Linked DNA regions of Mus musculus: regions 2, 3 and 4 are each linked to region 1. Evidence: chromatin loops called from intact Hi-C (ENCODE). Cell type or tissue: heart. All regions are shown on one strand. Region 1 holds the start of Pdlim5 (PDZ and LIM domain 5). Region 2 overlaps Pdlim5 (PDZ and LIM domain 5). Region 3 overlaps Pdlim5 (PDZ and LIM domain 5). Region 4 overlaps Pdlim5 (PDZ and LIM domain 5).

The links. Peaks named below come from ENCODE experiments on the same cell type or tissue, not always from the same donor. Only the 100,000 strongest peaks of a DNase experiment are listed, where the experiment ranks them.
Region 2: it touches region 1 in a loop (4-fold over the local background); 11 of 42 quality-filtered maps call a loop at or near these places.
Region 3: a loop joins it to region 1, with 4 times the contacts of the local background. A loop is called at or near these places in 11 of 42 quality-filtered maps.
Region 4: it touches region 1 in a loop (3-fold over the local background); 4 of 42 quality-filtered maps call a loop at or near these places.

Annotation. Positions count from the first base shown.
Region 1 is chr3:142,390,820-142,398,819 of GRCm38, reverse strand. It overlaps Pdlim5 (PDZ and LIM domain 5), which reads left to right and starts at 3,124. Exons shown (of 13, transcript NM_019808.3): 1 at 3,124-3,234; 2 at 6,970-7,107. The coding sequence starts at 7,012. In heart, CTCF peaks have their summits at 3,515 (motif pointing right) and 4,755; DNase peaks (open chromatin) are centred at 3,099, 3,919 and 4,709; H3K4me3 peaks cover 3,448 bases; H3K27ac peaks cover 3,460 bases.
Region 2 is chr3:142,290,429-142,298,428 of GRCm38, reverse strand. The region is part of intron 7 of Pdlim5 (PDZ and LIM domain 5); the gene reads left to right. Among named protein-coding and RNA genes, the nearest start is that of Pdlim5, 100 kb to the left of the region's middle. In heart, a CTCF peak has its summit at 3,393 (motif pointing left); no DNase peak of the experiment used is centred here.
Region 3 is chr3:142,315,247-142,323,246 of GRCm38, reverse strand. The region is part of intron 3 of Pdlim5 (PDZ and LIM domain 5); the gene reads left to right. Among named protein-coding and RNA genes, the nearest start is that of Pdlim5, 76 kb to the left of the region's middle. In heart, no CTCF peak of the experiment used is centred here; DNase peaks (open chromatin) are centred at 1,126 and 4,926.
Region 4 is chr3:142,342,048-142,350,047 of GRCm38, reverse strand. All of the region lies in intron 3 of Pdlim5 (PDZ and LIM domain 5), which reads left to right. Among named protein-coding and RNA genes, the nearest start is that of Pdlim5, 50 kb to the left of the region's middle. In heart, no CTCF peak of the experiment used is centred here; a DNase peak (open chromatin) is centred at 4,667.

The DNA of each region.
Region 1 (8,000 bases):
AATACTCCAACTTGGTCTCATTCAAATTTATAGTCTCTTTTAATATGTTTTAAGAGCTGACCATTGGGTATTGGTTAATCAATCAGGGTGCTCTTCCCTGGGGAAAATTATTTCTCCTGGTCTGAGGGTTCCTTAGTTGCCTATACTTCCTTGTCTTAGGTTAAGGGGCCTTGGATGTTTTTCCACTTTCATGTTACCATGTCTATTGTTGCCATCCTTATTTAGGTCATGTTTAGGCAGCCATGTTAGTGAGTCTTCATAAATGTAGCTTCTAGGAGACAAAGTCTTAAAGCAAACTTCCTCTTCTTTGGGCTCTTACATGTTTCTGCTCCCTTCCTCAATGATCCCCGAGTCTAAAGTGCAGGGGTTATGTTGTAATTTTATCAATTAGAATGGGCTCCACAACTCTGAGTTTTGATCAGTTGTGGTTTTCTGTAATGGTCTTCATCTGTTGCAAAGGAAACTTTCCTTGATGGGGTAAGAAACATTGTCTATGGGTATAAGGGTAAATATTTATAGTGTAGTTAGGTATTGTGCTGTTTTAGTCAAGTGGGGGTGGTAGGTTCTTCTCCAAGATCCATGACTTCACTAGCCTTGGGTAGTTAGCTAGGTTTCTGGTACCAGACTTATTGGGTCTTAAGTATGATTAGGGAGCTGTTGGTTACCACCGAGGTATGTGCGTCATAACCTTAAGGGCAACATAACATGCTGGTTGTTGCTCATTGGCATCATAGCTGGCTAGGGTTGCAGGTTGCTCTCCTCCTTGGGAATTTTGCACGATGCTTTCTGGTATTGGAAGGCAGCCTGGAACCAATAAAGTAATATAGTTGGTATGAAGCAATATAGATCATTTGATAACCTCACAGTTATTAGTAATTATGATTCTCTTCAAGGTGAATCAACAGTGTTTCTCACCTAAAAACTGTATGCCGTTAACTGGAGTCCAAGACCATGTCTAGGGAAATAGCTTTGTGAGTTTTTCTTTTTTTGTGTGTGTGGTGCCTTTGGTGGTGATGGTAGTGGTGGTGGTGGTGGTGGTGGTGGTTATGATGATGGTGGTGATGGTGGCGATGATGGTGATGGTGGTGTTGTCGGTGGTGGAGGTAGAGACAGCGGTGGTGGTAGAGGTGATGTTGATGTTGGCAGAGGTGGTAGTAATAGTGATGGTGATAGAGGCTGAGGTAATGTTAGTGGTGGTATTGAGGAGAGAATGAGGCCCTCACACATGTCAGATGGGCCCTCTGTGATACCAAGATAGACCTAGATTGGGGAATAATCTTGGAGCTAAAGTTTAACAATTTCCTGGAAATGGAACAGGTAGTGTTTGTTTAAAAGTATGATTTTGGGAGGCATATCTAAGGATTCTAAGTTTTGATGGGACCCAGGAAAAGGCTACTTTCCAAGAGGACAACTGGATAAGTAACAATTCATGCAAGAATTAAGCAGTTACTTAACCTGCTGATAGTTCCCAGGCTTTGGACTGGAGTGGGAAGGGAGAAGGTTGAAGGCCTGGTTTGCAATTAGGACTAAAACTTAAGGTACATTTGGGCCACCCTATCTACTCTCAGCTCTTTCCTCATCATCTCAGGATGCTGATTCTCTGATGCTATGGTTCAAACCTTGGTAATGAAATAGCATTGATCTAGTTTGATTTTTACTGTATCAGCACCAAGCAGATGAGGGGGTGAAGAGAAGAACGTTATAAGGTAACACAGGCAAGTGACTTGTCACAAGTGGAACTGTCTATCATGTGTTATAGAATCTGTTGCAACTTTCATTTGTAAACATTGTGACTAAGGCTGGTATTCATCCTATGAAGGCAACTGTAAGGCTGACTCTTTGCTTTGCAGGGGATATCTGTTTACATGTAACCATTCTTAACCATTTACTTTGGAATGATCTATGAAACAGAACCCTAAAACACACTAGACAAATCCCACATTAGAAAAATTCTTCCCTGCAAACTAGTTTTCCTTTTAGAATGTAATACAATCAACAACTGGCCAACAAAATATGCAAGTCACATCCATGTTAAACTTTCTAGTATATACATTAAAAAATGAAAATAAGTTGTAATAATGTTTTAAATAGGCAGATAATATCAACATATAATCAACATACCTATTTTTTAAATTTATAACATTTTAAAAACCTGGTCCATATATGTCAACTTGGCCACTAAACATCCAACTGTACAGTGAAATGTAGTCCTACTGAAGCTTCTATTTAATGGAAATCCTATCCTACTCATGTATAAATTTAGATTCATAACAATGATATAAAACATTTTTACAATGAGTTAAATAGACATATGTGGCCAGTGGCTACTATTTGAACAACTTTGAACCTACTTTAGGAGTTTGCTTGTACCTCTAGAGCAGACTCCAGACTCAGGGACTTCGGTTGAGGTTTATTTTTGTTTGATACACCACTTGGTTAACACTTGTGCTTTTAATATTTTAAAAGTTTCTTTTCGAGTATTCGTTAAACATTACTAACGTTTGCTTGTGAATAAATTCTCTGGGCAAAACCAAACAACTTTACAGAAGTAGGTAAATGTGCTGTTAATTTGGAATTAGAAAAATAAGCTGAGGATACAGTGGCTGAATCACTTTTGGCCACTGCTTTGTATGGCTGTCCTTTAGCTTGACGACAGATTTAACTTCTGCATATTAGGGTTAGCGATTTTCACCTTCCTGACAAGCAAACTTCAGAGTTTGCACTTCTCGAGAGTATACAGAGGTCTTTCACAAAAGCAGGCGGTAGTCGCTGAACTTGCACCGGCAGAGATTTAGCTAAAGCCCTTTTCTATTTTCAGCCAGACCAACTGCGGGTCAATTCAAGTTTCTGCAGAGTGAAAAACGCCGAAATACAAAACAGAGAAGCGGAAGGCTAGATCTTTGCCAGGTACCAGTCCAAGACTACACCCCGGAGACTACGCCCACCGAAACTCCACAGGGGCAATTGTTTTTTGTGGCGGCGGCAGCCGGTCCCAGCAAGTCACAGAGCACAACAGGGAGACTCCACTGCCTTCTAAGCCCTGAGCGACGTGGCCCCGCCCAGCCCGGACCATGGGGGCGTGACCATTAGGGGAGGGGCGTGGCCAGCCTTGGGGCGAGGCGGGGCGAGCGCGGAGGCGGAAGTTCCCCACCGGCTTGAGAGGGACGGCGCAGGCACCGCGAGCCACTTGTCAGCGCTGGTCTGAGGCGGAGGGTGCGCCGCGCCGGTCAGGAGGTGAGTGGCCGCGGGAGGCGGAGGAGCACGTCCTGGTCCGCGAGGGAACAGGAGGAGAAGCGGGTGACGGGGTGCGGCGCGTGGAGGGGCGCGGGACGAGAGGAGGACGGGGCGAGCGTGTCCCCGGGAGCCGCTGCTCCTCAGGTGCTCCCGGTGCGCGCCGAGGTGTGAGAAGCGCCCGGGGCAGGGCGGCGCGCGGCGGGACTGAGCGCCCGGAGCCGGGGCTCTCGGGGACCGGCGCTCCGGAGAGCCGGGCGCACCAGGGGGCGCCCGCCGAGCCGGAGGGCAGGCGGCGAAGGGCAGCACCTCGGCCTGGGGCGCGCCAGCCCCCAGGGAAGCTCCGGCGAGCCGAGAGTGTGCGCCTGCACGGGAAAGCGGCGCAGTTTTGTTTGCTGGCTCCCAGGCTACGGAGAAGCGTGTATTTCCCCCTCCCTGAAATATGTGCAGTTGTGTAACCTGTGAGGGTTACACGTCGGTGCGTCCAGAAGGAAAGCCCACTTAGATCAGTCGCGGTCGCCAGTTTTTATGAAACTGGTGTATACTTGGGGCTTGGGTCAGACTGAGCTTCAGCCCCGTTTGACAATGAGTGGAAAGAGGAAGGGCGTATGGACTGGGCAGAACTTGGAAAGAAAATTCGTGACTGGGCTGGGCAGGTCTAGGGTGTGATCGCCAGATCCTATCCCAGGTCCGCCTTCTTGACCCGAGGACGTCTGAACCCGCCTGCTACGGAAACTGCTAGCTGGGGAACCTTATTTGGCCAACAGGGCTAGGCGTGAACCCAAGCTGGGAAACGTCTCATCCCTCAGCCTTAGTGCTTTAGTCCTCCCACCATTCTATCTCAGGAAGGGGAGAAAGAATCTCTAGGTTGTCTTAATTGAAGGGCTCCTCACTTGTAGGTCTCTCCCGGTTACGCACACCAAGGAAACTCGCACACAAGTGTGGGAAACCACTTTTAGCCTCCCTCACTAGCAGTAGATGGAAGGTATTATTTATGCTGTCCCTAAAAGAAAATCCAAAGCTCTACAGAAATTCCAACGTTTTTACATGTTTGAAAGCAGAATAAGCTGTTATTTCCTGCCTGCTTGGTTGGTATTTTAGCATTTGGGCACTAATAACCACATGGGGGAGACTTGGAAAAAGCCAATAAAAATATTGCCGTTGCTTAAGGATCAGAATATTTTCAGACAAATGAATTCCAAGCGAAGCTAGCAGAAAGGGAATTTAGAGAAGAGACCGGTGTTGTGGTTTGGCTGACTTGGCTAGTGCTAGAAATGTTAATAACAAATCGGAGAAATCAGGAAGGGAGTCCCTAAGAAAAGGGAAGTGACATGGATGTGGGATGACACACAAGTACAATACATTCTCTCCTAGGGAAAAATGGAGCCAGAGTACCGTTAGCGTAACTTTCACATTCTTCCCTTGGCACAGTTAAAGATTAAAAAAGGAGAGTGGCCTGTGGACTGTCAGTGGGTTTACTGATTTCTTTGTCCCGTGTGGCACTATCAAGACTGCCTCTACTGGCCTTCAGGAGATCCTCTAGCGCCACGGCAGTGGTGTGTGGCTTGTTATTAGCTCGCTACCATTTGGTTCTCACCTGCCATTTGGCTTCCTCTGGGTCTTTTTGTATAGCCACTGCTTACTACTGCGGTACCAAAGATATGTTACTAAACGGTAGGTTAGTACTATTATGCCGTCTTAAAAGCTTTGCAGTGTACATATTCCCGAAACTAATTTTTCTGTAGGAACTAGATTTCCTTTGAAGTGTTGCCTCACTTTCCCTTCTTGAGAAGAAGGCATTCATTTGCATTCTCCTCAGTGGTACATGTGCTGCTGAACTTGACAACTTGACGTGTCAGGATCGACGTTGGAGTAGATGATTTAAAAGATGAAGTCTGATTTTTCGTCTTTTAAATCAGCTGCTTTAATACACTATATATGCTATATATATTTCTCAGAGAACTATATATAAGCTGAGAATTAGACCCAAGACCTCGTGAATGCTACACAGACTCTCTACCACTGAGATATATTTCTATCTCTAAAGCTTTGTTTTGACAAGTGTCTTTAAAGTATTACAGTGATGTACCTGCCATATTTTTAGATGGAAGTACTATATATCCTTAATATTCTTTTTAAAGAGAGAACAATGTTCACTATTCCCAATGCCTCCTAATTACAAGTAGGACACTCAAGTCAATTTGAGCTTTTAAAAGCTACTCACTGGACCACCAAACAGGCAGCATACACCAGCTGATATGAGGTCCCCAACACATATATAGCAGAGAACTGCCAGGTTTGTGTTCAATCAGAGTTGATGCACCTAACCATCAAGAGACTGGAGGCCCGAGGGAATTAGAGATCAGGTGGGGTGGGAGGTGGGGGGTGGGGACATCCTTGTGGAGGGGGGGGGATGGAGGGGGGGTTGGGGAGGAGGTAAGGGATGTGGAACAGTTAAGAATTGGAGGGTGGACGACAGAGGGGGGAAAGGGGGTTGGTTATAAAATCTGGAGTGTAAAAATAAATTAATAAATAAAAAAGAAAGAAAATACATTAAAGTCAAGGCAAAACAAAACAACCCCCCCCCCCCAAAAAAAAAACTATCCTGAAGTCATTATGAGCCTAAGTACAGCAAGACAGGACAAAAAAGAAAAATATAAAAGCAAAACAGTGCATCATGGTCATTTTCTAAGGCTCCAATTTAGTTTCATTAAGGTTAACCTTGTATTTCAGTTATGGTTAGTAGAGCCTCATTTACTGTCTTGGGAAGGCTTAGTCTTTGCTTTGCTGGAAAACAAGAATTTAGACTAAAATACCACCTGTTCTAGAATTTAGCCCTTCATTGCCTATATGAAAGAAAAATAAGGCTTTAGGTTCACTTCCCAGCCCCATAAACAAACAACTAGATAAACAAAAACCCAGTTTCAGACATACTTCATACTTAGAAATTCTGAACTATTACGTCAGCAACCTTATCTTTCCTTCCTTGACATACTTTTCCACCTTTAAACTCCACCTAAACTTCTGTTCCACCACACCAGAGTATGTAGACACCTGATCCACTGAGGATGAAGCAACGCTAGCTTAGGAAATCTAGTTCCTAAAGAAAAGTGATTTCAGGGATAATGTGCTGAGTATGAAGTTTCCTTAACTGTGGAAAATACCATGTTCCTATAGAGGAGGCTAGGAGTTAGGGTTCTAAATTAGAATTAGAATAATTAATCTCAGTTTAAAATAATTTATTGTTTAGAATTCATGAACAGAGCCAGCAGATCTGCAGTCCCTTTTATATGTTGACATGATTGAAGGAAGTGAGATAAAAGGGATCTTGTTGGCTGTAGGAAGCATGAAATGGAGAGAATAGGAAAATTGCCTTAATTACAATTGAAATCTTATTCTGATCTGGTATGTATTTCCTCCAATAAAAATTCTTATGTGAGAATCCACCAAATTTGTTTTTGCAATCAATGTAGGAGCTGGGCAGATGTCTAAACGTCCATCCTGATAGGAGATTGGCATAAGTTTGAAACTGAGTGTTAATTAGCTCATCAATTCCTTTTCCTCCACTGAAATGAATAGTTTGCTAGATATGACCTGTATATCTTTTCACCCCACTCCAAAAACCTGAACAGTTAAAAAAACCTGAACAGTTTTGTTGACTTTATAGAAAATGCATTGATATATGAAATTGGGGTTTTTAATAATCATTTTTATTAACTATCTAATTTTCTTTTGCAGTTTCTTTCATTTTCTAGAACTGCACGTTGAACCCTGGGAACCATGAGCAACTACAGTGTGTCATTGGTCGGCCCAGCTCCTTGGGGTTTCCGGCTCCAAGGTGGCAAGGATTTCAACATGCCTCTGACAATCTCTAGTGTAAGCAACCTTGACAGACGTAACTCCAAATGCTCATTCACTGTCTGGCCCTGGGAACGGCAGGAGTGGATCCTTGAATTCTCTTTTGACCTGTGTTAACTTGTTACCATGTGGGGTTCTTTTATTCTCTTTTGACCTGTGTTAACTTGTTACCATGTGGGGTTCTTGTTTTTTCCCTCTTACCAGGTTTGGCTGTCTAATAGAGATGCAGAGGGAAGGCATTTGACAAGGACAGCTTGTTTAGTTCAGCTTGTTTTCAGTTTCTCCACTAGTAACAAGAGTAAAATAGAAAACATCCAACTGAGGAGCCAGTCCTATGGTTTGGAATAGCCCCTAGTTTGAGAAAAATCTTTGAGCTCCAATTTCTTCATAAGTACTTTTATGGAATTTTACTATCATGTTTTAATGACCCTTTTTTTTTTCAGTTCCAAAAACTGTCTGTTAACACTAGTGACCATGACTGGTTTGGACATTATTTCCTCAACTCACATTCTGTGGCGGTAATAGTCAGGAGTAAGATGAACAAAAGCTACATAGGCCTGTGGAGAGGAGAAGGGTGAGGCTCTGCAGCCAGATGGTCAGCCTATGAGTAATTGAGATTTGTCTTTTTACCAGGTTGGGGATTTAGTTGAATATTGTGTGTGTGTGTGTGTGTGTGTGTGTGTGTGTCTGTCTGTCTGTCTGTCTGTCTGTCTGTCTCTGTGTGTGTGTGTGTGTGTGTGTGTGTGTAGACACAGAGAGAGGGAGAATGAAAAGGAGAGAGGGGAGTCGGGCAAGACTGACACTGTGTAGCTCTGGATGATCTGGAACTTGCTATGTAAACGAGGCTGGCTTTGAACTCACAGAGACATCCTGCTTCTACCTCCCCAGTGCTGAGAGTAGAGGTGTGTATC
Region 2 (8,000 bases), 100 kb after region 1:
TTTCAGACAGGAACAAATATGGGCCAGAGTATTGACTGTGGGATGGCAACCCCCTCCCTCACTTGATGTCCTGTCTTCCTGCTGGAGGTGGGCTTTATAAGTTCCCTCTCCCTACTGTCGGGCATTTCATTTAAGGTCTCTCACTTTGAGTTCTGAGAGTCTCTCATTTCCCAGGTCTCTGGTGCATTCTGGAGGGTACCCCCAAACTCCTACCTCCCGAAGTTGCCTGTTTCCATTATTTTTTTTTTTTGCTGACCCTCAGGGCTTCAGTCCTCTTTCCTCACCCAATACCAGATCAGGTTCTTCTCTACCCCTCACTACACCCCCCCACGCCCACTTTCCTTCCCAAGTCCCTCCCTCCCTCCCCACTTGTGATTGCTTTCTTCTTTCTCCCAAGTGGGACAGAGGCGTCCTCACATGGGCCCTTCAGCTTGTTGACTTTTTTGAGTTCTGTGGACTGTGTCTTGAGTATTAAGTACTTTTCTTTCTTCCTTTCTTCCTTTCTTCCTTTCTTCCTTTCTTCCTTTCTTCCTTTCTTCCTTTCTTTCCTTTCTTCCTTTCTTCCCTCCCTCCCTCCCTCCCTCCCTCCCTCCCTCCCTCCCTCTTTTCTTTCTTTCTTTCTTTCTTTCTTTCTTTCTTTCTTTCTTTCTTTCTTTCTTTCTCTCTCTCTCTCTCTCTCTCTCTCTCTCTCTCTCTCTCTCTCTCTCTCTCTATTTATTTATTTTGGCTAATATCCACTTATTAGTGAATACATACTATGCTTGTCCTTTTGGGTCTGAGTTACCTCACTCAGGATGATATTTTCTAGTTCCATCCATTTGCCTACAAAAGTCAGGGTGTCCTCATTCTTAATAGCTGAGTAGTACTCCATTGTGTAAATGAACTACATTTTCTGTATCCATTCTTCTGTTGTGGGACATCTGGGTTGTTTCTAGCTTCTGGCTATCACAAATAAGGCCACTATGAACATAGTCAAACATGTGCCCCTGTGGCATGGTGGGGCATCTTGGGTATATTCCCAAGAGTGGTATTGCTGGGTCTTCTGGTAAATCTATTTTGTTTTTGAAAGGAAAATTGCAGTACTTCCGACCACGCATTTGCCTGTAGTTGATACTTTTCTACTAAATTTATCTGTTCATAAAACAGGTATGAAAGTGTTTTGTTTGTTTGCGTCATTAAAGCAGCCTTTGCTTTTTAGTGTGTGTTTGTGTGTGTGTGTGTGTGTGTGTGTGTGTGTGTGTGCGTGCGTTTATGTGATGCTTTTGTAGGCATTCTGGTGTCTAATGGGTCGAGAAAACAATTAAGCTTTGAAACAAATACATGAGACACTTAGAGCTCTGATTGGGAAAAGAAACAAATCATTTGCCATTCATGTTAGAGAATCTACTTTATATCATGGACTTTAAAAGGCAACAGCAGGGCCAAGATGTACTTAGAGTCCTTGTTTTGTATGTGTTAAGTCCTGGGTTTGGTCTCTAGAGCTACAAATACAATAAATAAACTAAGAACCATCGTGTTAGTAACACAGTATAAATAGAAAGGATGGTGATGATGGTGATGATGGTGATGGTGGTGATGATGGTGATGGTGGTGGTGAATGAGTATGTACCAGGATAGAAAATTATGGCAAGCCATTGAAACTTTGAAAAAATTACTTCCTTAAAACATTTATATGTAAAATATATAATTTTGTCAAACACGATAACACTTATTTAAAATTAAGGGGTGCTCTTCATGATATCCTTTTTTCTACTAAAAGGAGTATTAATAGTATGCAGTTTATATGTAAATAAATATAATCTAGCATTTTACTTGAGCAAGAGAAATTGCTTAAACTTGTTAGGATCAAGCATAGTTCGTCAGTCTTTTACCCTTTGTCCACAACAGAGGATGGAGTTTTAGTATTTTGTGATGAAGAATTATAACATGGTGCTGAGACGGTGGCTCAGCAGGTGAGAGCACTTGCTCTGTAAGTGTGAGGACCTGAGCTTGGTCTCCAGCACTCAAAGACAAGAGAAATTCAGGCATGACTGTCCATGCCTGTAACTTCAGCACTGGCGCAAGGAAAGATGGATCCTGGGAGCTCCGTGGACAGCTGGGCTAACAAGATGGTGAACTTCTGATTCAGTGAGAGATGCTTCTCATGGCAGTGAGGAGAGTGGTATGTGGGAGACAGTCTGCATCCTCCTCTGGCCTCCACATGAGTGTGCATAGGTGCACACACCCATACATTTACATGATGCAATCAATGCACACAAATCATATACACACATGTACACATCACACGTAAGAACACAGAGAATTATAACACAAGATGTGGTTTTCCAGTTTTCAAATAATTAAAGAATTAAAATGGTTAGTGTTTGTGAAAAGTTTCAAACTGGAATCTCCAGTTTTACCTTTTGAAGGTAAAATACTCATGGAGTGAAGAATACACGTGATGCCAATGATTCCTGCCTTATAAGCGTGGGGTTTTCCACTGGAAGAATGCATCTAAGTTACTTCTGAATAGAGACCTGTCATATTTACATATTCATCAACAATTTAGAAACAAACTGCAGGAGATTTCCCTAATATATTCTTTTGCATGTTATTTTTTTTAAATTTTTCATAGGCAAATAAATATGAGCCCATAAAAGTTAGAAAAAACTTTCTGGCCGATTTCATGTCTTTTTTTATTGTTCTACTTCAGAAACATATTTATCAAGACACACACACACAGGGCCTGGGCAGATGGTTCTATCAATAAAGTCCTTGCCCTTGCAAGCATGAGGACCTGAGTTTAACCCCAAATACATGTAACAAGCCCGTCCTGTGTGCTAGTGCGTTGGAGACAAGAGTCCCAGGGCTTGTTGCTCTGCTAGGCTTGCCCAGTGGGTGAGCTGTGGGCTCAGCGAGAGCTCAGCCTAAGATTAAGGTGGAAGGTGACAGAACAAGACACCACTGCTGACTTCTGGACTCCACTAGCTCGTGCATGTACCCATATGTGCATATCCTGCACATACACAACGGTGCACGCTAGTTAAGCATGTTTGTTACCCTGAACTGCTATTTCATAAGCTCTGCAGAGGAAGTGAGAATTGTTCCCCATCCGATATTTGTTATGAGATCAGTTGACACTCACACTTAAATCTAAAGGATAGAACACCAGAACCCCCTACATCAGTCTAAATTTATAAAATAATTCTGAAAATAGCTAGAATCCCCTAGCATTCCTATGTAGTCCATATGACAATCTGGAAAAGAGTCACAGTTCAAATACGAGTACATGAGCAAGTCATTTGTGTCTAATGCATACAGAGTATTTGTACGTGACCTCCCTTAAAGCTCTGTTGGTACATTAGTCTATGGTCTATCAACAGTGTGTTTGTGACTAATGCAGCTGTCGCCATCTACTGAGCATAAGTAATTATTACACTTGAGTTGTTCTGGCAGTTCATAGTTACTCTGTATTTTTATGTATATATACGTTGTTCTCTGTATACTTTAAAAACTGCTTTATGACTTTGTCGAATTATTTGTGGCTTATTACATTTTATAAAGTTCTTTATTAGAAGAATCAGCATTTTAATATGTAGACTCGATTTATTTATAGAGTCCACACATAATATATGCCTAGAACTTGGGCACACTTGTCAGATTGGTAAATGTTATGATGCTGCTCGAGTTAACTTCTTCCACACCTCCCTTCACAGAATAAACACAATGTTGTTATTGTCTGTTCAAAAATGCAGTATCAAACAAGATTCCTGCAGGCTAATTTTTTTCTACCATAAAACAAATTACAACTTGTAATACTTAGTAGCATTGATAATAGGCAGTTTCACCATGATGAAGATTTTGTTTGACCTCTTTTTAGTCTAGTTAATTTCACATATTTCAACTACATTGATATTTCAGAAAACTGTTATTCTGCTTTTATGTTTATATAAAGATGTTTTTCTTATTTAATCTTATAAAAGAAATAAAGTTAATACATTTGCATGATTAAAAGTAAAGGATGGGAAGGATATTATAACAACTTAATTTCTATTTTCTTAAACAACTTGATAAATTACAAGTATCTCAAAGCCTGTCTCACCTTGTCCCAGCATTCCCTTCCGTATCTCCATTTCAGTATCTATTGGAAGGTGTTTGTTGAGCTCCCCCCGTGTCTGCCTTAATGCTAGGCGCTCATCTCACCGGTCCCATGTGTGTAATTAATTGTTCTGTTGGTGGCTGACCTTACTGCTTTGGACAGAACACACTAAATAAAGGTGGATAATTCTGGGGACATTTTGAGGTAACTGTTTTTTCATGTACTTGATTTTTTATTACGGTAGTGTCTAGCAATTCATAAGAAGGAAACTGAGAGTGAAATTTTGGAAGATTTTACAACTTCAGAGCCTTGTATGCATTGGTTAGAGAGTAGGCAATTTGAAACTTTATTATGGAAAAGGAACATGTTTAGACAGAGTAAAAATCAGGGTATCAAGCCGCATGAAAGGAGGCAAATGTTAGTAGCTCTTATAAAGGAAATTGTAAGCATAGCACATGATGTTAAGAAAGTGAACCTTGATCTAGATTGCTTTCTGTTGCTGTGGTAAACACCCTGACCAAGGGCAACTTGGGAGGAAAGGGTTGATTTGGCTTATGCTTTCCAGGGCTCAGTGCATCCCCGAGGGAATTCTAGGCAGGAAGTCAAGGAAGAAGTTGAAGCAGAAACCAAAGAGGAACTGTGCCCAGATGCACCTGCCCGGGGCTGATACGGCCTGCAGTTGGCTGGGCTGTCCTCCGCGAATCTCAGTAAAGATAGTTCATCACAGGCATTGCCACAGGCCGCTTCTTTAACTGAGGCTCTGTCTTGGCTGTGTCAAGTTTCTGATACAGACTAAGAAGAACACACGTCTATCTAAATAAATAAAACTACCAAGCAGCATTAATTTGGGGCGTTAAAAAGGCGGAAGAAAGGAGCAGTGTTTTCAGTGGTTATTGTGAGATTTTTTTGTTATTGTTGAAATATATAATGAAGCAAAACTAACTGGACTTGAGAAGCACACACTGAAAGGGTTTTGATTTACTTGCCTCTGGAAGGAATTGATGCTCACATATAAACGGATTCTAAACTCTTTGAATCAGTTTTATTTTTGTCTCTAGTCATATTTTACTCAGTGATTGCTAAGGAGCATTGTCTACATTTTTTAAGCTGAAGAATGGGAAAGAAACAAGAATAAGAAGAGGAAAATATTCTTTTTCCTTTTTTTTTTTAAAGGAAAGGTTTACTTTTAAATAAACTAGTTTAAATTTGAGCGCACTTGGCATGAAAATCTAGATGACATTCTGAGAGTGGGAGGTGGGAGAGGAAAGAGCACGTGATGTGTATATGTATGCGTTCACATATGTGTGTGAATTTGGTCACTTTCGTGCCATGGTGTGCGTGCATAGATCAGGTGACAACCTTTGGTACTGCTCTTTTCTTTACATCTTGTTTGAGACAATTTCTTTTGCTTATTTTTTTTTACTACAAATGGTAGGCTAGCTGTCTTGTGGGTTTCTAGGAGTTCCCCTGTCTTTGTCTCCCATCTCCCTAAAGAGAGTAGAGATTATCACTCTTGGCATGTTAGCTTTTGCAGTCTTGGGATTCTAATACTTACTCAAACTTCTGTGGCGAGCACTTTTACCCTTTAAGCCGTTTATTTAGCCTCTAGCTGGCATTCCTAAGCACATGACTAATAAGATGAGATAAGACAAGTGAGCAGAATTGAAAAGACCCAGAATGAGTTCTCAAGAGTTAGGTCACATTTAACCATAGCATGGATTTCAAATGGTTGATGGGAATAGTAATTTCAACAAATCATCAAAGAAAAGGTCTTAAGACCTCTGTACAGAATTAATGAGTGACATGTATTTATTGTAATTTAAGCAAATCATATGCTTAAAGGATCAACCATTGACTTGGGTGGAGACCTCCGCAACCCTGCCCCCTAATTTAGCATGTATTGTGAAGATATGCATCTATTACCAGTCCATCCTTCAAACATATATTGGGAATTTATGAAATTGGACCAATTCTAGAGAATAAGAAATAGGAAGTTTAATGTATCTATGCGCAGCTGAAACCAACATATTTGACTCTTCTGTAACACCTGATACAGAGGAAGATTCTTCCTTTGTGTTTTAAGAGCAAGATGCTTGAAAGTAAACCTTATGAAATGCAGTCATACCCAAAAGACAGTGTTTCATAGACCTTCTCATCCATCACCCCCCACCCCCACTCTGATTTCTTGTAGCTCCTAAATCTGTTGGCACACAAGTGCAGCACTACTAAATATCACCTGGTATATTACCTTTCAGCTCTTGACATTGGTTTCTAAGAGCTTCATAAATAACAATCCTGAAAAACAAACAAACAAGCAGCCAAGAAGTTACTGTGCATTGATATACTTTTGGCTGGGAGATTGTTAAGTTATGCATTGGACATTTTGTTTTTCTTGCAGACCTCATAGATTAGCAATGGCCCCAGCTCACACTTAGTTTATTTGACCCTCCATATCTGTGGGTCCTCATCCATAAATCCACCCAACTATGGATCTAAACTTTTTTCCATCTAGATTCTATAGACTTTCATTCCTAGCCATTCTCTACACAATATCACACCTATTTCTATAGCATTTACTTTGTGTTGGGCATTATAAGTAGTAATCTAGAACAAATATCAATGTCGTGCACCTGTAGTTGTAGTTACATAAGGTGGTGAGAGAGGAGAATGGATAGTTCAGGGTGAGCTTGGATGGCAGAAGAAGACCTTCACATGGAATAGAAAAAGTCCAGCAAAAGCTCTATGAAGTCCTTACTTTGTGCCACTCACTTTCCAGCGGCTAGATCATAGGAGAACAAGAATGCTGGGGAAGCGTAGAAGAACATACAGTGTGACAAAAAAAATGCAAAGGGGGTTTTACTTTACTGTGTGGCTTATATATGGCAGCATGATATGCCATATGAAAGAGAAGGCTGAGGTCAGTAGACACTAGTTAGGGATTCCCATTTATTTAAATTCCTGAGCATAAACCACTTAAGGCAATTCATCGATCTCTTACTTTCCTCACTAAGGTTCATGGTTAACAGTCTTCTGACTGTCTCAGGGTCTCATCTCTGGGTTACCTGTCTCAGTGCCTCCTCTTTGCTTCATTCTACAGTTGTTATCAGTTACCTCACTGACAGTATTTTGAATCACCAAATACCCGGGTTGCCACAGACCCTTTTTGGTCCCTGTCTGCTTAGAATGGGTCTCTAGTTGCAGGTGAACAAGGAGTCGGCGAATGAATGACAAACAGAAGCGACACAAGAGATTGTGTAGAATCTGAATGTATTGTCACAAAGTGTACACCAGTCTTATATAACACAGAAAGCAAAGGGGTAGGAGGTCAAGGCTGGAAATGTACATTGAAGTTACCTGACACAAAACAAAGGAATGACTTTTGAAGGACTTACAGGAACCAGGTAATATTTACAGTAAAGATAAAACAGCTCTGCCTAAGGTCAGCTAATGACAGGTAAGGATTTCACACCCTCATCACAATTTGTGCTACTCCTTTGAGCCTTGTGAAAGCTAGCACCAGGGGGTTCTGCTCTAGCAGACCTTCTCATGAAAATTGCAATACCACAAACCTCCTATTTCCTAGGCTGATAAATTCTTGTATGAGTGTAACTTGGCTGTTCTTTTAAGTATCTATGGAGAATCTCCATTTGTCAGAAGAATTCACCAACTTGTAATATACAATGTAGCCTGCTATACCAGGCTGTAGTGAAGATTCCTCTCAGTGGGATTCCCTAACTCTTACATGGTAAACCCACCTATTAGCTAGGCCATTGTGTATTCCCTTGTTTGGGTAAGACTGGCTACTGTCCTAAGTAATCACTCTGCAGACTAGCCCTGAGCTGTTCTAGCTCCTTCTTTATAATGCCTAATTAGTTTCACATCTCTACTAGAAGTAAATTTGAATGTTACTGAATAGATAACA
Region 3 (8,000 bases), 76 kb after region 1:
TACTCAATTATTTCTGAGCCCTGGATTAGTTGCATTGGGACATTTTTGTCACTGGTCTTGATAGATGGTGAAGTTGGAATAACTGTTCATAACCTGTTCATGAAAGGAATTGTTCTCTGAACCAGTATAGACCAGTTTGGGTTTTGAGCTTCTATGGTTATATTGTAAGCAGTGTCTGGTTGAGCACTATTCTAGATTGCTTCCTGGTAACGTAGACTCAAACATAGTTAATTTGGATGATGACCTTGTCATTTATTGAATTTGTGTCCTTTGTGATTAATTAGCAGTTGTCTGTCATTCTCTCTATAATGTGGAAAGGGCGATAGAGTTAAGAAGACATATGTTAAAAAGAAAATGTAATACTTCATTAATATTTAAAAGCTTTGGCATTTTGATTTGTCCTAAATTTTACAACTAAAAATTTTAAATTATGTATGAGCAGATCTATGTTGTTTTACAAACAACCCTGTTTTTAAGCAGAAAGTTTCCTAATAAGTAAAAAACCAAATGAGTTTAATTTTTTTCTGTAATCAAAGAACTATGAATAGATCACAAAAAAGACTAAGTAATTTTCAAAAGTGTTTGTTATTTCAGCTAAGTTTTCGTTTGTTTGGTTTAGATTTTATTATCACTTGGATTAATTTGAAATTCAATAATGAGGTTGTTGGACAAGATTCTACTTCTTAACCAATAAAGGAAAATTAAGAACTGACCTTAAAACTTAAGCAAAGATGGTCTTGCCTACCTGTGCCTACAAACACTGCATTCTGCCATTTCAAGTGCCTTTAATGGGAGTGTCTACCTCTAGATTAAAAACAAAAATTTTAACTCACCCATTATTTTTTAACTGTTAATTCAGTACAAAAAGCTGAGCTCTAACAAATAAAAATTTTTTATGTTGGCATATTCTTTACAAAACCAGCAGACCAAATGTATGCCTAATAAGGTTATGTTGAATACTGGAATGCTTATCCCTTTAAATTATTACTGAAATACCTAAAAATACCTTCTTTATGAACGTTTGTAATGAGTGTGTTTTGCCTGGATAAGAATAGCAAAGAGGATGTGTGTGGAGAAAGCAAGCGGCAGACAGTCCTGACCTTAGTGCTGGGCAGGGTGCACAGGCTCCCAGCGAGCTTGGCCACACTCCAGGTGACCAAGACTCTAGCAAAGCAATGAGCGGACTGGAGCTTTGTTGTTGATCTAACTTGCAGCTTTGGTTAGTGATTTGTTCTGCTTCTCAGAAGAGCCCTTAATGTAGAAGAGTTTGGACAAAGAACTAGTATTGGTATCCTTTTGCGACACCGAGTTTTCCTACAAAAAGCAAGCTAGAATTCAAGTTATGAATTGTGACTGCCTGTGCCACCTCATGACCCTCAGCTAGCAACTGATTTCACCGAGGTTTTTCTGAGCATCTAGTTACCTTTATCCCTTGATTAAGTCTGTAAAAGTCATTATGGATATTTTTATTGATGCTTTCTGTTGTAATATTAACTATCCCCTTCATGTGAGTATTATAGCACTATGACAATAGATGGGAAGCTGGAAAAACTCAAATTGAACTCTTCCTTTGGTACAAGCAGATTGTTTGCTTTGCAAGCTCTTTCTTTTAATGTTGAATATTATTTTCACATTATTTTCATGTGAAGATAAAATTGTTTTCTCTGCTTTGTAAAACTGTAAGGGAGGGTTTTTCTCCACTGTGTTTTTAATAAACTATAAAGGCATTACTGCCTATGGCTATACCAAATAAAGCGTAGACTTGGGTGGTAAGCATGGGAGTCATGATGGCAACCATTTCCATGAAAGAACACAGTGAGTTCTCCCATTTGTTATCTGAGCAGATCTTTAAACTGTTGTTAGTAGTTGAAGTATGTGGGTCTATGTAGAAGACAAGGGTATACAAAATGAACTGAGGTGCAGGATAGCAAGGTTCAAAGTAGGCTGAAATTAAACTTGCCTCTCACCAGACTTCTGGAGTCACTGCCTGCTTGTGTGCATTTCACATGAATGGTGGTTTCAAGTATAGATTCATTTACCAGCCCTGTGAAAGTTTGCAGTAGAGTGGTAAGAGGATTAACGTGCTAGTACCTACCACCTACAGACGAATCATGAAAGTTTATCATTTCCTATACATTTCAGTTACTGGACCTTCTAAAGTGATTTTTATCATTTGCAGAATGATTCTGATCTTAGAAACCCAACAGCCATGGTTATGTAGGACTAGCTCCAAAAATGTTCGTTAAAGTCAAAACTTCAAAGTAAACTACCTGTGGCCACACATCAGTTATCCCAGAACTTAAGAACATGAAGCATGAAGATTGAGCTTTTAAGGCCAACCTGTGAAACCATGTGTAAAACATGTGTGTGCATACACACACACACACACACACACACATACACACACACACACACACATACATACACACACCAAGTCTAAATGGAAGCTGACAGACTGTTCCTTAAAATCTGAGAATAGTCCACACTCTGCTTGTATGAATAAAGTTTTATTGAAATATACTTATTCTTATTGGTCCAGGTTTTCTCTTTCTACAAATAGTTGAATTAGAGTGCATATGACCAACAGAGCCTTCATTTTACCTTTGGAAAATATTATTGTGGAAATGTGAAGTATAATTTTTATCCCTCTGAAGTAGAGAACATTGTGAAAATTTACACATAAATTAAAAATAGCTTTAATATATACATGAATAGTAAAACGTGTGAGAGTAAGAGTTATCAAGTGACATGTAAAAGCTACTGAAGCTAGTTAAATTCATCAGAGAATAGGGTTGAATTTCCCAAGATTGCGTAAACTGAACCTCACATATAGAAAGGAAGAAAGGCTTGGTCCAGAGGTGGTTCTGAGACTGACATATCAGAGGGCGGGAAATGAGAACATTGGTGATAAAGTTATCAGTGGCCCAAATTATTTTGATATATCTAGGCTTTCTTTGTGAAAATCTGAGTGTTACCGTGTGTCAGAGGTCCTTAAGTCACTCTTGAGTTCACAGTAATACTGACCTTAATATTCACATTTAGCCTTTTAAATTGTAGCCTGCTAACCACTAACCCTGGCTTCTTTTATTCTTGGTGAAATAACAAAATCATTAGGCTTGAGAGCTTAGCTGAATTAACTTCCTTCCTCCCTTGCCCTTACCTTCATCCCGTTCATGCATCCATCCATCCATCCACTTATCCACCCATCAGCTCTCTAGCCTGATTTATAACTAGTTGGTTAAAATTGGTCTCAAATCTTTTATCAACTGCTATAGCTTCCTGTCCTTGCTATCTCAAAGCCATACTTATTTCCAGCTATGTGCAGGGACAAGGACAGGACCCTAGATACATGGCCACAGCAGTTGCCATGTCCCTGTTCCCTCTTTCTTTATCAGTGCATATACCTATATGATAAACGTAGTCCATCCACGTTTGTGCTCCTTCTAGGCCAAACAAATTTTTTTAAAGATTTATTTATTTATTTAATGTGTGTACACTGTAGCTGTCTTCAGACACTCCAGAAGAGGGCATCAGATTTTTTGTTATGGATGGTTGTGAGCCGCCATGTGGCTGCTGGGATTTGAACTCAGGACCTTTGGAAGAGCAGTTGGTGCTCTTAACTGCTGAGCCATCTCACCAGCCCCCGCAATGTGTTTTAATAGCTTCTGTAGTCAAGAAAGCTGTGAAGAGGGAGAGAGGCATTTGCACAGCATATATAAGGTGAGCTTTTGACGAACTGAGGGTTTTCATGTTTGATACATAACTATGCTGTGCTTTTATTTATAGGAGATAATCTCAAGTAATTTATAAAAGGCCAAAGAGGCATGACCACAAGTGTTCAATGCTCAGGGTCTGAGGACAGTGAAGTACAGATGACTCTATAAGAGTGGATGCCATTTTCACTCTTGCATGTTTGCTTTCTTCAAGTTTGGACTTGCTTTGTTATTATAAAATGACATCTTTGTAATTAGAGTGATTAATGCTGTGCCTTAGTGTTTATGGGTCCTAAGGTCAGGAGGTCCAAAGATGGCCATGCTGTGGGAAATTTAGAGCTCACGTCATAGAAGATGAACCAGCTCCCTCATCTTTTCTGAGTGGTTTTATGAGTTAAGTTTAGTTAGATGGGGTTAAGAAGACACACAGCAATCAAAAGTAATGTAAATTAATCTTTATCCACATAGTTCTGTGCCGGATTCCTTGTTCTTAAAGGAATTATCATGGAAGTTTATTGGCTACTTTTTTTGTTTGTTTGTTTGTTTTTTGTTTGTTTGTTTTTCGAGACAGGGTTTCTCTGTGTAGCCCTGGCTGTCCTGGAACTCACTCTGTACACCAGGCTGGCCTTGAAGAACTCAAGAAATCCGCCTGCCTCTGCCTCCCGAGAGCTGGGACTAAAGGCGTGCGCCACCACGCCTGGCTTATTGGCTACTTTTTGAAGATAAAAGCAGTATTGGAAAATGCTCTAGGTAAAAATATGACTTAAATATCTGCCATTGGGTGTTGAGAGTTGCAGTTTTGTAAGATTCTTTTGAGTCTAATCCATGACTGAGCTATTGCTAGTTTATGATCATTCCTTTATATTCTTTATTCTCACTAGAACACCACAGTTCTAGATTTTATTTTTTTTTAGTTCTAGGTTTTTAATAGGTCTCTTATAACTGCAAACTCCTTTCAACTGTTCATCTGGAAGCTCTGGAACTGGTTATACTGAGTCAGGGATTTCTGTTTCAGATACTGCTTTTACTAAAAAAAACCTAATAAATACAGCTTTCAAAAGCTTGTTGTAGCCACAGGGACAGCTTTGTTCTTTGCATTGCGTATACCAGGGATAGACTCAGCTAAGGCAGTGGTATCTCACTATCCAGGCTCACTCTTGTCAGGGCTTCCCACTGAGGAGAGAGAACAATACGCCAATTGTTGGGCCATGGCACTGTGCCATTGTCAGGGCCTCAGCAGACTGGAAGACTGAGCAGACTCACCCTGCACAGGAGGAACTCATGGGCCCTGCTGTCCAAAGGGAGAGGCAGTAGTTTATGATTTGTTTTTTAATCCTTATACTGCAGTTTCTAAATAGTCATTTGTTTAAATGCCTTAAATTTACTCTTTTCCAGGTAATCTGTGACAGTGCTAAAAGGGGAAATGCTTACTGTTTGTCAAACTTAAAATTATTTTTCATATTTCTATGTTAGGGCTTTCTCCACAGACAATACTGAATGCATATATTCATCGATATATTTGATAAAGGAAATAGAATTTCCTTCTTTTGGCGTAATTAAATTATGCTTCATACAAGGCACCCTGGGTATCTTATTAAACATAAAGTTTAAGAGAGTACTAGTGAGACAAGATAATTTGTGTAACCAAATTTTTTTAGATTATTCACTATAAAGTTTTATGGTTGCATATTATATTTCTTTCCCTTAATTTTATCTGCTACTCCTGGGAAACTTAAGTAAACATTTCAGACATTGCAAAGATCTATTCATTCTTTAGATATTTATTTTAAATGATGATTCCCAAGTCTTACCCTCAGCTCTACTCTTGAGAGTTATTCCTAAATAACAGTCTGCCTTTCATATATGTGTGCATGGCAATCTATAGAACTTCCTTTAGGGATTTTAAGGCTTGTGAGTGAGATGATGTATAACTTGGACCTTCAAGTTTTTCCACATATCTTTCATAATAGAAGGCTTTACTTAAATTTCTACAAGGTAGTCCACTATGAAATAAACTTTGAGAAAGTTTTTCTTATTATAAAAAACACATATTCATTGTATATAGTAGGTACTGGAAAGAGAAAAAAAAAGTATCATTTAAATAGAACCTTTCCTAAAATATTGCTAACAGTATTGGTGTTTTTTAGGTACATCACTAACATTAAAGGAAGCATTTTATCATACAGTGTCAAAATGAAAAATTGTTTTGAGAAGGATTTTAGGGGTAAAAAAGGGAAACTTTATTGACCTAACCTACAAATTTACTTGGAAGGCAAAGTAAAGCATATTAACAGAACCATTTTAACAGATTATTCCAAATTTTTGCTGAAAATTTGAACGTCAATAAATACTCAGATGTCACATGATGCTAAGGATATAAGAACTATTAGAATATATTGGCATATAAGAAAACTTTTCTCGGAATATAATAATTCTGTGGTTCATTTTGTGCTTAGTGTTTAAAACAAGGGAGCTGACGTTTATTGCACTTTGTGGTATATCAGCTGTTTCATTTGGCTTGTAATTATACGCCCATCTATTTTTCCACACAGTAAGATGTTTGTGTAATGGACCCACCCTGGGATCTTTGAGTACATGTTGCCAGCCTTCCTAACATGCTTATCTTCTTGTGAAGCCTTGTCACAAGGCAAATAGGCTGTGTTCTGATTTTTTTTCTGTAAGTTCAATTTTTTTCAAACACTACATTTATAGAACATACTTTAATAAAGTGTTTAGATTCATTGTTAACATAATAAGTTGTGGGACAACAAAATTAGTGAAAATATAGTTCTGTGCCTTTGTGTTGCTAACACTACTTAGATTAGAGGGAACTCTGTAAAAATGAAGGGATTTGCTTTCATATATGTAGGGTATCTATATTCATCTTGAGTGTGGCAGCCTGGTAACTGTTCATAGATATTTGCTTGCTCACTGTGATGCTAAGGATTGGACCCAGGCCCTTGCTCATGGTGGGCGAGCTGAACTACACCCCAGTCACATAGCATGACCTTTGTTTACATTGCTAGACATGCTCCATGAATCTTAATGCATCCGGATGAAAAAGGATATTGGCTTCTCCATTTTGGCAACCTTTCAGTAATGTCTTGGGTGGTTTTAATGAGTAGATCCTTTGTGATTAAAGTGGACCATGAAATTCCAAGGAAGATTCCATTGCTCTGGACTTGAACTTGTTCTTTGTTGAAATAACCCTGCAAGCTAAAGAGAAGTTGTTTGGGAGAACACATGGAAAGTTATGCAACAGTACAGGGTATAACCTGTACTATAGTAGCTGAGTGTTAGTATCCACTGTGGCCTTTCTTTAGGCTAGTCAACTATTCTGTTGGTGCTTGTAGTGAGATTAGTTGTTACTGGAAAATTTAGCTGCAGCTAAAATGTTAATTAGGATTCATTGCTAGGATATGTTTATTCAGAGACCTACTGTCCTAGGTTATTTGTGATCTGCTTTCTATATAAAACAACTTCATGTTTTATATAATAAAATTATTATAAATTACTATTTACCTACCATTCTTACATTCTTCAAATTCCACTCTGATGAGGCATTAGCTAGCTTTTGGCATACTAAAAAATAGCACACAGTGAGGAAATAGAGAAGGAGTAGGAGGGGAGGAAAGGGAGGTCAGTTTGATCAAACACTCTACATGGATACTGTTCTCAACCAGTCCTTTAAACGCATAAAAGAACACCTGAAAATCAAGGAACTACTGTAGACCAATACCAAATAACAATTCTCAACTGTTAGTAGAGACACATACCATACTATAAAGTATGGAGCATGGAGCGCAGCTCTAATCCTAAGCAATTTACTTGATCTTTGTAGCTCCTGTTTTGAAAGGTAAAGATAATCATAGCTTTATTTTGTAAGAGATAGTTGCTCTAAACCAATTATTGTTACTGTATAGAGCACCATACCAAAAAAGGCACACAGACAAAAATAAGAACAGGTTAAAAGTAACAATCCACTTGAATACAAGTAGTCGTCACATGCCTGGAGTTTTGTCAGACTTTCCCTTGTACATTCATTACTAGTAATGTATTACCTGATGGTGTTGCACTGACATATGGATGTAAACAGGACACGGGGTTGCTTTTAGTCAAAGTGTTAACCTGGTGAATTAATTGAACTTAGACTTTCGTATGATATAGTAGTTACTTTTCTCAGAGCTCTGACACACCACATTAGCAAAAACAAGTTTAGGAAGGAAGAGTGTATTGTGGCTCACAGTTTGAAGATAGGGGACCAGGAATCACAGGTGATGATTTCCT
Region 4 (8,000 bases), 49 kb after region 1:
AATGCTACACTGGAGAATTGATTCTTCTACAGACTCGTCTTCTTCAGTTCTTCCCCTTGTATCACAACAAACAGTCTGAACTTGAGTAGTGTAATTGATTGTGTTTTCTTGCTTCTCACCAATCAGACTGTTCTTAACTCTCCTCCTAGGTTGAATTACCCACAACAGCACTTTTCCTATGGAATCATTTTCTTATAAACAGTCTTCTTTGTGAATATGGGATATTCTATGTAGATTTGCCTTAGTCCTATTTTCCTAGAACCAGAATGTGAGAATACGTGGTATTCTTCTGTAAGTACTTATTAAAGGTCTTTATTTTAATGTTACTTACAAGACTGAATGAAGCAGTATTAGGAAGGGGGGGGTGAGCTTGTGCAAAGATGTGATTTCATGGGGATAGCAATCTTCTTGGATCTAGCTGGAAACTTGGGAAAAAATGGCTGCTCAGCATTGTTCTTGCGTTGAGCCCGGGAACTGGACTTGCTTCCCTGTTGTGCTTGTGTAGCCCTTGGTGACTAGCTATCTTGGAGGGACTGGGAGAGGAGAAGAGAGCGTGATTAGGACTTAGTTTCTGTTGGTTCTGGCCTGGACTTTGAGCAGCCATTCAGAGAACCCCAGGGGTTGGGTTGCTGGGGTCCAGGCCTGGCAGCAGCCTATTGTGAGATTTTTGCCCACACCTGAGGCCTCTACTTAGAAGGTTGTGCTCTAGATCTCCTGGGCTGTCCTGGTCTCTCAGCTTACCCTTACTCATCACTCATGCCCTTCATTCTGTTGGACTGAGGTTTCTCACTTGTCTCTGTGCTGCCTCATCAGATTCCTTTTGTCTGTTTGCTGCCAGTGCACGCTACAGGACACTCTTGGAGCCTCATCTCCCGCTGTCCTAGTTTGCTTTTCTGTTGCTGTGACAAAACATTGACCTAAAACAAATTGGGAGAGGGAAGGCTGACAGGTTAGTCTGTCACTGAGGGAAGTCAGGACAGAGACTCAAGGCCTCCCTCAACCAAGAAACAAAAAACCCAGGAGGAATGCTGCTCTGGACTTTATCCCTAAAGCTCTCTTAGTTTGCTTTCTTATGCAAACAGAGCCACCTGCCAGGGTAGCACTGCCCACAATTGCTGGGTCCTCCCACTTCAATCATTAATCAGGCCCTCTGATGGAGGCTGACTTACTGTTTTATTAACCATGACAACTCTTATAAAGGAAAACATTTGATTGAGGCTGACTTCCAATTCAGAGGTTTATTCCATTATCATCATGGAAGGAAGCATGGCAGCACACAGGCAGGCATGATGCCCAAGAAGGAGCTGAGAGTTCTACATCTGAATCAGCAAGCAGCAGGAAGAGAGTGACTGACCTTGGGCCTGGCTTGAACATTTGAAATCTCAAAACCCACCCCCAGTGACATACTTCCTCAAACAAGGCCACACTTATCCCAAATAGTGCCTCTCCTTAAGAGATTATGGGGGCCAGTTTCATTCAGACCACCCCAGAGGCAGTTCCTTAGCTGAAATTTTCCTCTTTCCAGTTTGTGTCAAGTTTTCAAAACACTATGTTACACAGTTTGTCCTTAGGTTCTTTCTCTTGCTGCACGTTATTCACTTTCCCTCTCTGAACTTGAAGGAGACAGTATATGATACTCATTGCAGCACTTAATTACATGCTAGGTATAATGTAAAATATCCAGGCTAATTTCATGAGTCACTTACAAATATACCTAATTAGTTAATAATCACACCTAGTGCTGCCTGTTATTAAGATAATTATCTCATGTATTTTAGTATTCTTTCTTTGCCTAGGCGTGGTCCTCAGCCTTCCTATGCTGCGATCCTTTAATACAGTTCCTCATGCTGTGGTGACTCCCCGACCATAAAATTATTTTGTTGTTACTTCCTAACTGTTACTTTGCTATTATTATGAACTGTAATGCAAATATCTGATATGCAGCCCCTAAAGGGGTTGTAACCTACATTCTAAGAACCACTGACCTAGGCTTTGTGAAAGCAAGACCAAGCTTTCGGTACTATTTGCATTTCATAGAATCTGTTGTATAGTTTTATGTTTTTAATATGCAGAGTAATCATTTGGTATGTCAACAGTACTTACCGAATTTAGAATTTGTATTTCAGAAATATTTATTGAACTTTGCTGTGAGACAAGCATTGTTTCTATGCTGAAAACAAAACAGTGAACAGAGCAGACCAAACCCATCTCCTCCCTCACATTTCTGTCAGTGGGTAGACAGACAGAAACTGAGTGTAGATGTGTTGATGGCAGTAAGTGCCACCAGAGAAAAGAAAGCATTTAGGGGACACAGGAAGTGCAGATGCCAGTATCGTTATTCTACAGCAGAGGTAAGGAACGCTTTATCAGCTTCCTGGGCACTTGAGCAGAGGGACAAGAGCTTCTGAAGCAGGGTGGTCCAAGGCAGAGTCAGAGCGCATAGAGGGGCAGAGGTGGATAGCACCTGTAGGGCTTTGGGGGTCATTATGAGTTTGCTAATGTAATTTAAATTTCCTTATCCTGTAGGGGAAAAGAAACCTTTGGAAAGTTATATTGCTAGAACAGAGTGTGGGCGATCAATGGCTTTCTTATTAGAAAGAGAGCCTAGTAAAATAAGGATGGACCATGCCTCTCTGTTTAGCCGTGTCCAAGTTCCAAGTGTGTGTGTGTGTGTGTGTGTGTGAGAAGTATCTAAGAGAGAGATCACAATAAAAATGCAATTTTTGCCATAAATAATTATAAATCCACTAATTTTTAAAGTGTATTTTTAAAATGTAATTTCATTATAAAATTCAAACTCAATTATATAATAAAATTTAGAAAAATAAGATAAGGTTTTTTGTTTGGTAAGATTGTTCTGCGGCTGTTAATCCATATCTTGTCTCGTTTTGCAACACATAGTAAGTAACACATTAGTTTTACTTCTCTAATAACTTAAAATAGTCAGACTCAATTCTTGTTCTACTATAGGTAGAAATGAATAAATTAGTGAGAAATTTTCTTTTCTATTATATTCTTTTCCAGAATTGGGTTATTCATTCATTCATTTATTCGTGTGACTTAAACTATTTCTAAGATTGCTACAACTGTACTATGAGAAATTCTAATTACTTCTCCAATTAGGATAATCAGGTAAATAGAGGTGATTATTTTTAAATACCAAATCCATTTTGCTTATGATTTTTATCTAAGTCAAAATGCTTAATATTAGAAATTACATCATTTCAGCCAATGAATGAAGAAAATTACTCTCTAGTGCTTTTTAGTAATTATTGGCTAAAATAAAGCTAGTTTCTATGAGTAAGACTTTCAGCAGGTCCACATTTTAATAATTCTCCACATGGGCATTATTAACAAACCTGCTACTAACTTATATGATTTAGGGAAGGTCACTAAATTTCCGTGCCTTAGTTTTCTTGACTATAACATGAGATCATATTTGATTTCAAAATCCAATCTTTTCAGTGAAAAGTCTGGTTCTTGTTCTGGTTTTTCAGCTGTAAAGGGTAAGTTCCCTCGAGTTTGCCACTAGATCAAACCAACTTCGTTTGCTTATCTTGGCTTTGAGAATCAGGAAATTGGACGTTTTTCATTGGCGCCATCCTACACTGTGCCAGTTTAGCAAAGTGACTTTCAGGTGAAAGGTACGTCAGATAGATATGCAGATAGTGCTTCATCATTGGAGTAGCAAACACTTTTATCCTTGTTTGTTATTTTTAAATTAGGCCTGTTGGAGTCACAGAACATTTATGTATGGCTTTTTTGTTCTTTCTGGTCTTTCATTAGTGGTGACATTTCTGTTTTTTTTTTTTTTTCCCTCCTGTTTTTCTTCTTCAAGTTTCACTTAGCTTATGTGAATCACTTGATGTGATTGGAAATGAAAGGTCTAGAAGGCCAGAGTTTTGAAAAATATTGATGTACTTTTCTTTTTCTGCCTCCTCTGTCTATATTCTTCGAAAAACAAAACAATACAAACCAAAAATTGCCAGAGGTCCAGTAACTACTATTAATGAATGGCAGATTGGAATAATTTAACAGGCACATTGAAAAAAAAGAGAAAGTGGTCTTGAACCAGACCGAAGCTATTAGTCATCTTCTGTTTTGTTTTACCGGATTGCTTAATGCCCTAGTACTGAAAGCCATCTGGGCTCAGCTCTACATTTCTTTCTCTAAGAGCATGGAGACGGGTTTGTTTTTAAGATCAGATGTTCTCAGTTCTGTATCTGCAGTAATTGAATTAAAGATATCTTTTTTTTTTCCAGTAACTGGAGCTGCACATCATACTGAGCACCTTGCTTCCCTCTTGTCCTTTCACGTGTCTTTTTATACCTGTTCTACAACTTGCCCTTGTTGGCTCTGGGTTTTAATTCTTAACTTGAAAGATAGCTATCTTTCAGAAGGCCTTTCTGATTATATCTCCACCTACCACTACCCTCACTGGAAGTGCTGTGTAAGCATGTGTGGGTTAGAATTAGGGTTTAAGCATGTTTGTTTTGTGAATAACTTTACATACAACACTTAATGCTAAGTCAGTCCAATAGAGGTTGGGGTTAGAATGCCCACTTCTCATAGTTTAGAGTTCATATGATTGGCCCAGCAAAAGACTGTGCCTCAGCTCTGCCTGCCTTAGTCTTCTGGGACTGCAGGCATGTAGCCAGGTCTGGCTGTCTACTTTTCCTGTTATAGCAGAGAGCTTGATGACTAGATGACTTCTGCGAGTATACTTTTTTAAAGATGGTGTAGAAGCACGGTAGGAACAGCCTGGACTTGAAAGCTCGTGGATCTCTGAAAAGAGTACTTTTCAGTTTCTCTCACCTCTCTGTATTCTCTTAAGAGATTAGGACCCATTCATTTTCTTTGTGCTCAGAAAGACACTACAAACCGGGCGTGGTGGCGCACGCCTTTAATCCCAGTACTTAGGAGGCAGAGGCAGGCGGATTTCAGAGTTCGAGGCCGGCCTGGTCTACAAAGTGAGTTCAAGGATAGTCAGGGCTATACAGAGAAACCCTGTCTCAAAAAACCAAATAAATAAATAAATAAATAAATAAATAAATAAATAAATAAATAAATTTATTTAAAAAAAGAAAGAAAGATACTACAAATAGGCTAGTGAGCCACTGAAGGTGGCTGCTGGGTAATTATTTGGTTGTCCATTTTGGAATACTACTTAATTTCCCAGGTTGACTGTTCTGCTAAATTATTATTTCTGAATTAAAGTTTGAACTTAGTTTTTTTTTTAAATTAAGCTTCTTGTATGTAGTTATAAGTAGCTCTTTATTCAAAAATTAAAAACAATCTTTATTTTGCTTAATATGACTAGAAAAGTATCTGTCTTGCATATCTCTCCCTTTAATTCAGTAGTGGTAAATATTGTTAGAAATTAAAGTTCAATATATTTCATTTGTTGAATTGTCAATAATACTTTGACCATGAATAAACCTGGTAAACATGAACTTCACATCTTGAAAATGTGCAGTTGTTCTAAACCTGTAGTCATTTATACTTCAGAAAGGGGAGAAAATATTTCAATGTTATTATAAACTTCTAGGGGAAAACCCTAGGAAATAATGTGTTTTAAGACTTGTTTTTCATTTGTAAATGAGCAACACAGTGCCTGTTGTGAAGGGTTATAATAATGTACTATAATGAAATGTATATAAAAGGCCTATAAAGAAATTCAGGTATTTTTCTCTGCTTTTCTCTGGCTTCAATAGAACAGTGTTAATGTGGTATCCATTGTGAAATTACAAGGAAATCATATTTGTTTTGTCCCTTGGAAACAGTACTGGGTGTGACTGCAGGAAAACAGAAAATGAAAGAGAATTTGGCTGAGGAAGAAAGACACAAGCATTAGATGATAGGATTCTTTAATTTTCAAATAAATGGCTTTATTAGATATTTTCTTTATTTACATTTCAAATGCTATCTCCTGTCCTAGTTTCCTCTCCAAAAATTTATATAAATGGCTTTTGTAATTAAAACTTTTCCCAAAGAGTGTAATGGTTACAGCATCCTGTCTACTTCTTATTCACTACTGCTCTGATTCATAATTGTCTTCACCAGTGATTTATGTGCCATCTGGTAGGAAAAATTGTGATGCAAAGAGGAACCAGTACACACTTGTTTATTCTGCAAAGACCTTGTTCTCATTAGAAGAACAGTAGAGTTACAGTTCTGTTTCACTGCGCTCACGTCAGAAAGAGCAACAAAAAGAAAATGACTTAATTCCTTCTAATTCATTTGTGTTTCCTTTAAAGTAAATTTCTAGGTAACATTGAAATCAAGTAACATTCTAATTTTTGAACCATGATTTTATGAAATGTTTAGAAAGAATTTTGTTTTAAAATCCAGTGCTCATCAGCAGTACTATTAATACTAATGTTTAGTTGGGAAATATCGGTGATCATAAGAATGCACTTTTTCATTAGCTTTACCTTATGACGAGTAGCACCTTAAGGGGTAGATAGTGGTTTATAATCTTTTCCTTTAAGAAACTTAGGATTTGTTAAAAAACAAAATTTTTAAAAAATTATTTATTTATTTTTATTTATTCATTTATTTTTATATGAGTACACAGTAGCTGTCTTCACACACACCAGAAGATAGCATCAGATTCTATTATAGATGGTTGTGAGCCACCAAATGGTTGCTGGAAGTTGAACTCTGGACTTCTGGAAGAGCAGCCAGTGCTAAGGAGAGTGGAGAAGAGTGTGCTAGGAAGTCATAGACCTGTGTCATAAAAAGACAAAGACAGAACACTTGGAGGAGAGAAACATGGAAATACTCTCCTGGCTGAATGTACTTATCAGCAGATTAAAAGGGGTATTCCATAACACTGGATTCTACCAAATTAACTTAGTTCTTGTTATAATTTAAAATTGAGAAAAATCTCATTAGAGTTTTAAGGTGAAATGAGCGTTTCCATCTTTACTGTGTGGAAAGGAGCGTTTCATGCCTGCCATCCTGGATTAAACAGAAGGTCCGCACTACATACTTACTGCCTTGAGTTGCAGAACATGTCATGCTTTAAAATAATAGTAGTTTTTGCTGCTATTGCCTGATAAACTTAAGGACAGTTCATGGGAAGTTAGTAGTGAGACAGACTGGCCATTCTTCTGTGTTTAATGGCAGCAGTCTCATTTGAGTTCCAAATCAACATGCTTGCCCATAGCTTAGGAACCTTGAAAGGGTTGAGATTCAAGCTCTTCCCAACTGTTCCCCAGTGGCTGCTGTTGCTCTTCTACTCTCAAGATTGCAATAGCTCAGGCTTTATAGAAGTTGAAAAGTAAATGGCAGTGATTGGCTGTGTTTAACACATGTGGGGCAGAGTATTTATACTGTCAAATTTGTTGTCTAAAAGTGCCTCCATTTTCAAAAAAGTCAGCTTTACGGATTCGTGGCTTAATAGCTGTGGTTCTTTTCCATAATTACTTTTGTTTCTCCAGTGATCCCTATTAACATTTTTTCAGAAATCAATAGAGACTTTTTTTGAGTAATTCAGTAAGGATCTGTTTTTATACTGCATTAAGCACTCAGTTGACCATCCTTATTTAAATTCCTGTTTTATATTGAGTTCCCTTTATCTTGACTCATTGGGCTGACATTTCTAGCAGTGTTTTCCTGTGAAATTCATCCTGTTACAATGAATGCAAGGGACTTTCCAGAGCCTTTAGCTTTACTGGAATTATGTTATATATGCCAGGTTTAAAATAATGAATTACTTATTAGTCCCATGTGGTTTTATTATCTGAGAATATTTTTAGTTATAAAATTTATTCTAAAAACTAAGGATTTTTGTATTTGAAAGATAAGGTAGAGTTCACATCCTCTCTTAAAGTAGAACTTAAATCTCCAACCTACTAAAATAGAGAATAATAACTCTTTTCCAGATTTCAAATACTGTCTAATACTGTCTAATGTTGGTATATATTTCATTTTCTTTTTTTTGTTTGTTTGTTTGTTTTTTTTTGTTGTTTGTTTGTTTGTTTTTGAGACAGGGT